Linked DNA regions of Homo sapiens: region 1 is linked to region 2. A link is an interaction called in ENCODE POLR2A ChIA-PET data of the cell type or tissue named here. Cell type or tissue: MCF 10A. All regions are shown on one strand.

What was found. ChIA-PET counts read pairs that join two places held together with the same protein. Peaks named below come from ENCODE experiments on the same cell type or tissue, not always from the same donor. Only the 100,000 strongest peaks of a DNase experiment are listed, where the experiment ranks them.
Region 1: POLR2A ChIA-PET joins it to region 2 with 5 read pairs; 2 of 35 experiments call an interaction of 5 or more read pairs at or near these places.

What each region holds. Positions count from the first base shown.
Region 1 is chr1:22,829,988-22,834,987 of GRCh38, forward strand. The region is part of intron 3 of EPHB2 (EPH receptor B2); the gene reads left to right. Among named protein-coding and RNA genes, the nearest start is that of MIR4253, 31 kb to the right of the region's middle. In MCF 10A, no CTCF peak of the experiment used is centred here; DNase peaks (open chromatin) are centred at 464, 2,234 and 4,594.
Region 2 is chr1:22,309,963-22,314,962 of GRCh38, forward strand. No RefSeq gene overlaps it. Among named protein-coding and RNA genes, the nearest start is that of MIR4418, 46 kb to the left of the region's middle. In MCF 10A, no CTCF peak of the experiment used is centred here; no DNase peak of the experiment used is centred here.

The DNA of each region.
Region 1 (5,000 bases), 520 kb after region 2:
CTAAGGAGGTCAGGATTTGTAAACAATAAATGGCTGTGCGAGTTCATGATCATGCTCAAGTTTGACTGGTGGGAAGGGGGGACTAGGGCTGACAATTTGCTTTTCCTTCCTTTAGAAACAAGAAACTGCAAATTCCTTCCCAGGACTGGTGGGCCAACCCTGGGCTGGGCTCCAAAAATACAGAGAAAGGGCTTTGGCGGGAATTCCAGGGCTGCACTGAGGGGTGCTGGCTGCCCAGCCTTTGTCCCCAGAGGCTGGCATCAGACGCCATGCTCTGAGGAGAGGGGCGGTTCGCAGACACTGAAGGGGACCCACGTGATTCCTTCAAGTTCTTTGCAGTCTCTGTAGAAGCCTGCTCAGAGGAGGAGGCCATGCGCACCAGGGAAAGGGCCAGACAGGCCTGTGCTTGAATCCCTGACTGGCCTCATATTGCTGAGTACACTGGGCAAGTGATATTATCTCCCCAGGCCTTGGTTTCTCAATCTGTAATGTAGGAACTAACAGCAGAACCTCCCTCACAGGGCCACCAGGAGGCAAGGGATACCTGGCCCTTAATGTGTTCAAAATTCATATTCATTTCTTTTGTTTGTTTGTTTGAGACGGAGTCTTGCCCAGACTAGATTGCAGTGGTGCAATCTCAGCTCACTGCAACCTCCACCTCCCGGGTGCAAGTGATTCTCCTGCCTCAGCCTCTCGAGTAGCTGGGATTACAGGCGCCCACCACCACGCCTGGCTCATTTTGTATTTTTAGTAGAGATGGGGTTTCACCATCTTGGCCAGGCTGATCTCGAACTCCTGACCTCATGATCCACCCGCCTTGGCCTCCCAAAGTCCTAGAATTACAGGCATGAGCCACCGCACCCTGCCTCATATTCATTTCTTTATGCCAACGGTCTTAGATCAACAAGAAGCATTTAGTCCAATCACCCCATTTTACAGGTAGGAAAACAGAGGCTCCAAGAACGACAGCAGACATTTCAAATGTAGAATGGCCAAGTGTGTGGGTGTCAGGAAGAGGAAGCTAGATGAAGGAAGAGGGGTAATGCTCCACGTTGACTACCAGAGTCTGAAAGTCTGAACCTGGGATGCCAGGCAGGCAGTAAACCCAGGGGCTCCCCAGATCAACCCAGCAGTACTGACTGCATCTTTGCAGGTCCACACTGGCAGCCTGTACACTTTGAAGAACAGCAGGTCCACTGGGGATGAAGGGCGGCTGCAGGGATGGTGATGGGCATTGAGTGAGGTGATTTATATAGGGCAACTTACAGAGTGTCTTGCACATAGAAGGTGTTCAGGTCCTGGGAGGTAAGTGAGCACCAGATACAAACCCAGAACTGGGATGGGGAGTGGCTGCCCCTTGCTACCTCCCCCCTTAGCAGAAAGTGAAAGCATTTTGCACAAAAACTCAGCTGTAGGCATTGTGTAATAGCATTGATCTATCCAAAAATATTGAGTGCCTACTGTGTGCCAGGCAGCCTGTGAAGCCTTTTGCGTGAATCCTCTCATTTCAACCCAGGAACCCTTACAAGTCAGTCTACTATTATTTCCATTTTATGGATGAAGAAACTGAGGCTCAAGGAGCCTGAGTGGTTTGCCTAAGGTCAAGCAGAGCAGGGCAGGAATCCAGGGCTTTCCAAATTCAGAGCCTTAACACCATGCCACACTGTGCTGGCAGAGATAGCAAGAGTTGTTGGAGATGATTATAAGGGGAGGGCCAAAATGATCGTGGGAATCCAATCCCCGTGGCAGTAGGTGGGAGATGCTGACCTGGGCTTCCTCAGAAAGGTGTGAAATGTTGACACCCTCCCCTTGGGCTCTTCAAGGGCTCAAGAGGGGCTGTGTTAGGCTGGGCTGGAAACAGAGGGCTGACCATCATGGGTTCCAGAGGGAGCTATCCACCCCCCTACCTAGCCAGAGGCAGCCAGGATTCCATTAACCTGATTCTCTGCCCCACATAAACCTGCAAAGGGAGCCCCTGGAGGGAGGGGTACTGGGGAGAGGAAGAATTGGGCTTCCCCAGGCCCCAAATGGAGCAGCCAGTGGTGCTAGTTTCCTCTCTTGCAGTCCAGGAGGACCTTCGAGGCCCCTGGCTGTTTGAGCGGGGAATAGGGAGAGCGATGGAGAGCCAGAAAGTAGGGACAAGAGACTCCAGGCTGGGGTGCAACAGCAGGAATAGCAGGAACAGGGTGCACGTCATCAGAACAATGGGTCCTGAGTCACTCTGTGCCTGCCCAGCCCTGCATGGCCCTGGGTGAGTCATGTCACTTCTCTGAGCTGTGGGTTCTTCCTCAATAGTAAGGGCAAACCAATGCCACCTCTCAGTGTTGCTGGGCTGATTCACAATACCGGGCCTCAAGAAATGGTGGCTGTTGCCAATGCTATAATTTTACAATCTTGACCCCATGTATCCCTTCTCAGCTTGCAAGCCACATTCATCCTTTTTCTCCTTGGAGCCTCACAATACTTCTGCAAGGTGTCCAGGATTCTTACCAGAGAGGTTAAGGGACTTGTTCAGAATCACACAGCTTCTAACCCTTGGCCTGGGATGCACCCCTAGTGATTGTCATGGAGTGGGCCATCCCAGCCAGGCTACGCCACTCTTCTTCAGTCTGGGTGGTTGCTATTCCTCTGCCATGATTCACGTCAGATGCCTCTTCCTCCAGGAATCCCTCCCTGACCACACAAGAGCCTGGTTAGTACAACTCTCTGCTTTCCCACAACCTTTGAGACATTTATCAGAGTGTTTATCAGCAGTCATCACAACCGTTAGGTGCTCCCACCTAAGACTTTGAGGGTTCAGCCAATACTTTATAATAGAAGAAGAGGGGGTACAATAAATATTTTGTTAATGACTACAGCACCTGTACAAAGGGACAGATAGGTGTCCACAGACTCACATGTATAAGTAACAGTCATGCATGCACAGCCATGCACATGTGGCTTAGTGAATACACATGTATACAGACAGGGAGAATGTTCTGGAACATGAATTGTGCTCATGTGGATGCCCCATCCCCCCACCCCCATATAAACACATAAAAATACTAGAGATGATATTGATACAACCTGGTAAGAGAGAAAGGAAAATCCTTGGGTGACTTGGTTTTTCATTTAAGGGATTTTTTTTTCTTTTTCTTTTTCTTTTTTTGAGACAGAGTCTCGCTCTTTTGCCCAGGCTGGAGTTCAGTGGCGCAGTCTCGGCTCGCTGCAACCTCTGCCTCCCAGGTTCCAGCGATTCTCCTGCCTTCAGCCTCCTGAGTAGCTAGGACTACAGGTGCACGCCACCATGCCTGGCTAATTTTTGTATTTTTTGGTAGAGACAGGGTTTCACCATATTGGCCAGGCTGGTCTCGAACTCCTGACCCCATGATCTAGCCTCCTCGGCCTCCCAAAGTGCTGGGATTACAGGCGTGAGCCACCATGCCCGGCCTCATTTAAGAGATTTTTGAAATAGTAGGTGGAACAAAAATACAGCCATAAAATAGAAGCTGGGAGGAATAGGATTGGAATTACAACATACTAAAATTGTTTGGGAGGTAGATAGGGATAGCAATTAACTTTTGGCTTGGTTGAGGCCAATGTGAGTGTTAAAAATGACAGGGTACCCATGAAAGACAGAATATATAACTTCTGAAGCAGCAGAGGGAATAAAAAGGCATACAGCAAATACAATCAATTCCACAGAATTAAGAAAGGAGAAAAAAGTTTTAAATGGATTATAAATAAAACATACAAGAGTATAAAGTCAAATACGTGTTAGTGTTCACAATAAATGAAAATGGGTTCAAAACTGTTAAAAAACAGAAATTCATAGTTTGGATGAGGAAAAACAGTACAGCTCTATCTGTTTACTGCAGACAAGCCTAAGAGATAATGAGGCACAAAGGGTAAAAGGAGAGAAAATTATGTATCAGCAAATATTCTCTAGAATAAAATAGGTAGCAAGATACATTTCAGAGGATAAAAAGACTTTAAGACAAAACAGCATTATTAGGGACAAAGAAGGTCATTATATCTTGTAATGACAAGATATAATAATCCTGAACTTAGTCTCAAAACACTTTAAAAAAAAAAGATACACTTGTAAGAAGAAAATGTCAAATCAGATCCAATTGGTGGGATATTTTAGCATAGCTTTCTCAAAAATCAATGGAGTAAGTAGACACAAATTATTAGACTCAAATGAGCTAACTAATAAGAGCCCTGCTCTCAACAAAGAAAAATTACACTTTTTCCCCCTCAGATTTACCACACAGAATGTCTCATACAGGACCACAAACCTTCCCCAGGTGTGTAAGTACCTGAGGACAGAGTGACAAGTGTGTAGGAACAGTTAACTCTCCCAAAGACATCCAGATATGAGAGGGGGTCTTGTATGGTGGCCAAGGTGTTTAGCTAACTAAACAATTCCATGACTTCGGACGATTAAAATACCTTGTCTGAATCTTAGTTTCCTTATGTAAAACATGTCAATTTGGGGACAGCAGACTGTAAAGGGCCAGAAAGTTAAAATTTTAGCCTTTGTGGGTTTTACAATCTCTGTTGCAACCACTCAACTCTGCCATTGTGACATAAAATCAGCCATAGGCAACATGTAAACAAATGAGCCTGGCTGTGTGCCAATAAAACTTTATTTTCAAAAAAAAAAATGGCAAGGCCAGGCACGGTGGCTCATGCCTGTAATTCCAGCACTTTGGGAGGCTGAGGTGGGCGGATCACTTGAGGGCAAGAGTTTGAGACCAGCCTGGCCAACATGGTGAAAGCCTGTCTCTACCAAAAAATACAAAAAGTAGCCAGGTGTGGTGGCATGCACCTGTAACCCAGCTACTTGGGAGGCTGAGGTGGGAGAATCACTTGAACCAGCGAGGCAGAGGTTGCAGTGAGCCGAGATCACACCACTGCACTCCAGCCTGAGCGACAGAGCAAGACTCTGTCTCAAAAAAATAAAAAAATAAAAAATAAAAAAAAGGCAAGCCCAAATTGGCCTGTGGGGGCATAGT
Region 2 (5,000 bases):
ATAGCAGACTTATTTGTAATAGCCCCAAACTGGAATCAACCAAATGTCCTTCAGCTGGTGATTGATGAACAAATTATGGTATATTCATGCAATGGAGCAATAAGAAGGAACACGCTCTAACATATGAGACTGCGTAGATACATAGCAATATAATTAGGCAGAGTGAAAAAACCATCAGTAAATACTGTATGGTTGCTTTTATATGAAATTCTAGAAAATGCAAACTAATCTTTAGTAACAGAAAGCAGACCAGTGGTTGCCTGGAGAAGAGGGTGGGTTGGAGGAAGGAAAAATTACAAAGAGTCTCTTTTGCTTGTAGTGTTGGTTTCACAGGTGCATCCACGTGTCAAAATGCATCTAACTGTACAAGCTTACTGTAGCTCAGTAGAGCTGTTTTAATTTTTATCTTAAAAAAAAATTTCTTTTTTTGAGATGGAATTTCACTCTGTCGCCCAGGCTGGAGTGCAATAGTGTGATCTCTGCTCACTGCAACCTCCGCCTCCTGGGTTCAAATGATTCTCCCGCCCTCAGCCTCCCTAGTAGCTGGGATTACAAGCACTCACCACCACGCCCAGCTAATTTTTGTGTTTTCAGTGGAGACAGGGTTTCACCATGTTGGCCGGGCTGGTCTCAAACTCCTGACCTCACGTGACCTGCCTGCCTTGGCCTTCCAAAGTGCTGGGATTACAGGTGTGAGCCACTGCACCCAGCCTTTTTAAAAATGTTTTTGTAGAGACAGGGTCGCTGTTGCTCAGGCTGGTCTCAAACTCCTCGCCTCAAGTGATCCTCCCTCCTTGGCCTCCCAAAGTTCTGGGACTACAGGCATAAGCCGCCACACCCGGCCAAAGCTGTTTGTAAAAGCCACGTACACTTATTGGTTACTTGCTATTCACAAACTATTACTTATTATTAATAAAAACCTTTTTTGGAACCACAGACATACATTCATTTGTTCACTCAAAAGCATTTTTTGAGCACCTACTGTGTGTCAGCTACTGTAATAAGGTCTGAGAATACTTCAATCAACAAAATACACATGATATTTTTGACCTCTTAGAATTCACATTCTTGGGAGGGAAAAGTGGAGAGTGGGGAGATAAATGCTAGTAAATAAATATCTGGCCAGGCGCAGTGGCTCACGCCTGTAATCCCAGCACTTTGGAAGGGCGAGGTGGGTGGATCACTTGAGGTCAGGAGTTGAAGATCAGCCTGGTCAACCTGGTGAAACCCAATCTCTACTAAAAATACAAAAATTAGCTGGGTATGGTGGTGCACACCTGTAATCCCAGCTACTTGGGAGGCGGAGACAGGAGAATCGCTGGAACCAGGGAGGCAGAGGTTGCAGTGAGCTGAGATCGCGCCACTGCACTCCAGCCTGGGCAAAAGAGCGAGATTCCATCTCAAATGATAATAATAATAATAATAATAATAATAATAATAATAATAATAATAAATAAATATCTCATATATTAGACAATGATAGGTACTCTAATGGGAAAGAAAAAGCAGGGTTAGGGGATGGGGTGTGGGGTGGGGTGGAGCTGTCATTTTAAGCAGAGTGTCAAGGAAGGCCTGAATGATAACGTGACATTTGAGCATCAACGTAAAGAAGCTGAAGAAGCCAGGTGTGGTGGTATTTTGGAGAAGAGACTTCTTGACAGAAGGAAGGACACGTGCAAAGGTCCTGAGGTGCGAGTGTGCTTGGAGAACCTAGAAATAGCAAGAAGCCCAGTGTGGTCGGAGCAGAGTGAGGGAGGGGGTGAGTAGTAGAAGATGAGTTCAGGGCTGGGGCAGGTCAAGTTCAACCATTGGAAGGATTTGGTCTTTTACAAATGTTCAATGGACCATGCTCCTAGAAAGAGGGACCATAAGTCAGTTAGCATTTTCCGTGGATCTACCATGTGCCTTTTGCCTCAGAAGTCAGAAAGTCCAGGAGCCTGCTTTATCCTACTCCCCCAGTGGGCTAATACCTGAATGGCCCCCAGCACCATGCCTGGCACACAATTGGCATTACGAAATGTCACTTGTGATTATCAGGTTGTGGGAGGAGATTGAGACAGGCTTTTCAGAAAGAAGCATATGAGCTAGGCTTGGAAGGGTTATTAGTATATTCTAGAACCTTTATAGTTGAAAACTGTGATATCTAGAGGAAGCCAGAGGGAACAGTAGGCTGTGAGTTCGCTGAGAGCATGGTCTCTGTGTCTCTTGTTAGCCTCCATCTGCAGGGCCTGACACAACATCTATATGTTTGTTGAATGAATACATGACAGAAGGAAGGAACAAATGAATAAATGTGTCTGGGGCAGAGCCAGACGCAGACCTTCCTTTTCTTTTTTCTTTTTTTTTTGAGACAAAGTCTTGCTTCATCACCCAGGCTGGAGTGCAGTGGTGTGATCTTGGCTCACCCCAACCTCCGCCTCCCGGGTTCAAGGCTCACTGCAATCTCCGCCTCCCGGGTTCAAGCGATTCTCATGCCTCAGCCTCCCAAGTAGCTGGGATTACAGGCATGTGCCACCATGCCCAGCTAATTTTTGTATTTTTATTAGAGACGGGGTTTCACCATGTTGGCCCGGCTGGTCTCGAACTCCTGACCTTGAGTGATTCACCTGCCTCAGCCTCCCAAAGTGCTGGGATTACAGGCGTGAGCCACGGCGCCCGGCCAGACCTTCCTTTTCTATCCAGGAGCTGCCTGGATCCCTGCAAGACTTCAGCTCCTAGAATCAGAGAAACCAGGTTCCAAATCCCAGCCCCACCCTTTTCCTGTGAGACTGTGGGGAGGTTACTTGACTGCTTGAAATCTCAGTGTTGTCCTCAGCAAAATGGGGACAATAATAACATCTACTTCACAAGGTGATCATGAAGATAAACTATGACAGTCTGGAGTGCCCTACGTGGTGCTGGACACATAGCAAGTACCCAACGGGTATTAAACCCGGCTTTTATTGGGTAGTGCCTGGTAGCAGGCACTGTGCTAGGGGCTTTTCATGGATTAAATCTAAATTTAAGAGTTACAACAGCCTTTTGAAGTAGGTACCATTATTATCAACCCGTCTAACAAATGAGAACCCAGAAGCTCAGAGGGGTTCACAGAGTTGCCTGAAGCCACACAGCTCAGAAGCGTGGAAGCTGGGATTTGAACCAGAGTCTGTGCTTGTCGCCGCTGTTCTGTTCTGTTAGGTCTCTCTAACTCTATCTCTTTCTCTCCCAGACTAGGGGTTGGGGCTTTGTTCATGAGGCAGCAGAGAGCTGTGCACAGCTCTTGAGGAGGAAATTGGGGAGCCAACCCTTTCCACCCCTCTTCTGTGGAAGGCTGGAGTCCCATATGGAAACTGAAGAGGTGAGGGGTGTTTTGTGTACGAGAACTCACCCATGACCCTCCCTCCTCCACACCCTCTCAGCTGAGCTTGCTGTGCCCTTGTGGGAACTGGGGGGAACATGCCCCCCACAGCCACGCTATCCCTGTGCTGGGCAAGAGTAGCTGGGTGTGCTTTTTGAGTTGCTAGGTGGCCGGCCCGTTGGGTTCATTGGCCTGCTCTCCTAGAGGGACTCTTGCTGGCTGTGACCTGCCTGGGCAGGGAGAAGACCAAAGAGGTGCCTCAGGCTGGTCATCTGGGCGGGGTGTACGGAGGCCGTAATTGCTGGGCACCAAAGTCCAGGCTGGGCCCTTCTATGAAGACATTTATAGCCAGCCGGCCTGGGGGACCATTCAAGTGGTTTTCTCTCTTTTGTGTCCCTTTAATAAACGAGAAGAAGAGACATCAAATTAAAGCTGATTCTGGACAAACTTGGCTTTGCTGAGAGGCTCTGGGGAGGTCAGGGGAAGGTTATTCTGCTTGCTGACCCTGAGGCCTGGGTGTTTTACCACATGCTTTGAAAATGTAGACTCGGACGTCAGGGCCAGTTGGGCCTTTGAAGTCACCCAAGCCAACTCTCAGCCCTGTGCAGGGATCCCCTGAGCAGTCTCTGGTTGCAGCCTTCCAGGGATGGGGAACTCACTACTACCTTTCTTTTCTTTCTTTTTTTCTTTCTTTCTTTCTTTTTTTTTTTTTTTGAGACAGAGTCTCACTTTGTTGCCCAGGCTGGAGTGCAGTGGTGCCATCTCGGCTCACTGCAACCTCCACCTCCCGGGTTCAAGCAATTTTCTTGCCTCAGCCTCCCAGGAGCTAGGACTACAGGTGCCTGCCACCACGTCTGGCTAATTTTTGTATTTTTAGTAGAGATGGGGTTTCACCATATTGGCCAGGCTGGTCTCGAACTCCTGGCCTCAGGTGATCCACCCACCTCAGGCTCCCAAAGTGCTGGGATTACGAGCCACCGTGCCCGGCTGGGGAACTCACTACCTTTCAGAGCAATCATGCCATTAATAGGCAGCTCTCCATAGTCTCTCTGCTTAGGGGGCTTTGGAAACAGGTGGATTGAGGTAAAATCCCAGCTCGGATACCCTGAGCAATGGCTGTCATCTCTGTGAATTTCAGCTTCCTCCTCTGCCAGGAATCATTCATTCCTGCATTCATGTATTCCGCAGATATTTTGTCTTTGGCTGGGCCTCCCCGGAAGCAGACTGGAGACAAGGATTGAAGTGAAGTAGTTTGGAAGGGAAGCTCAGGAAGGACCTTGGGGAAGAGGAGATTGAGACAGGGAAGGTATTGTGAATCGAATCGTGTGTCCCCCACAAAAAGAGTCCTAACTTCTGACACCTGGGAATGTGACCCTGTACTTGGAAATAGGGTCTTGCAGATGCGATCAAGTTGAGGTCAGTCATATTGGGTTAGCATAGGAATGGGGTCATGCCGGTGTGATCAAGTTGAGGTCGGTCATATTGGGTTAGTGTAGGCCCTGATCCAGTGACCGGTGTCCTTATTGAATGAAGGGAACTGGGGCTCATTGCCACACAGAGAGGGTAGGGGGACACGTGAAGGCATAGAGACACACATGGGGGACGCCATGTGACGATGGAGGGAGACGGCATGACGCTGACACGAGCCAAGGAGCACCCAGGA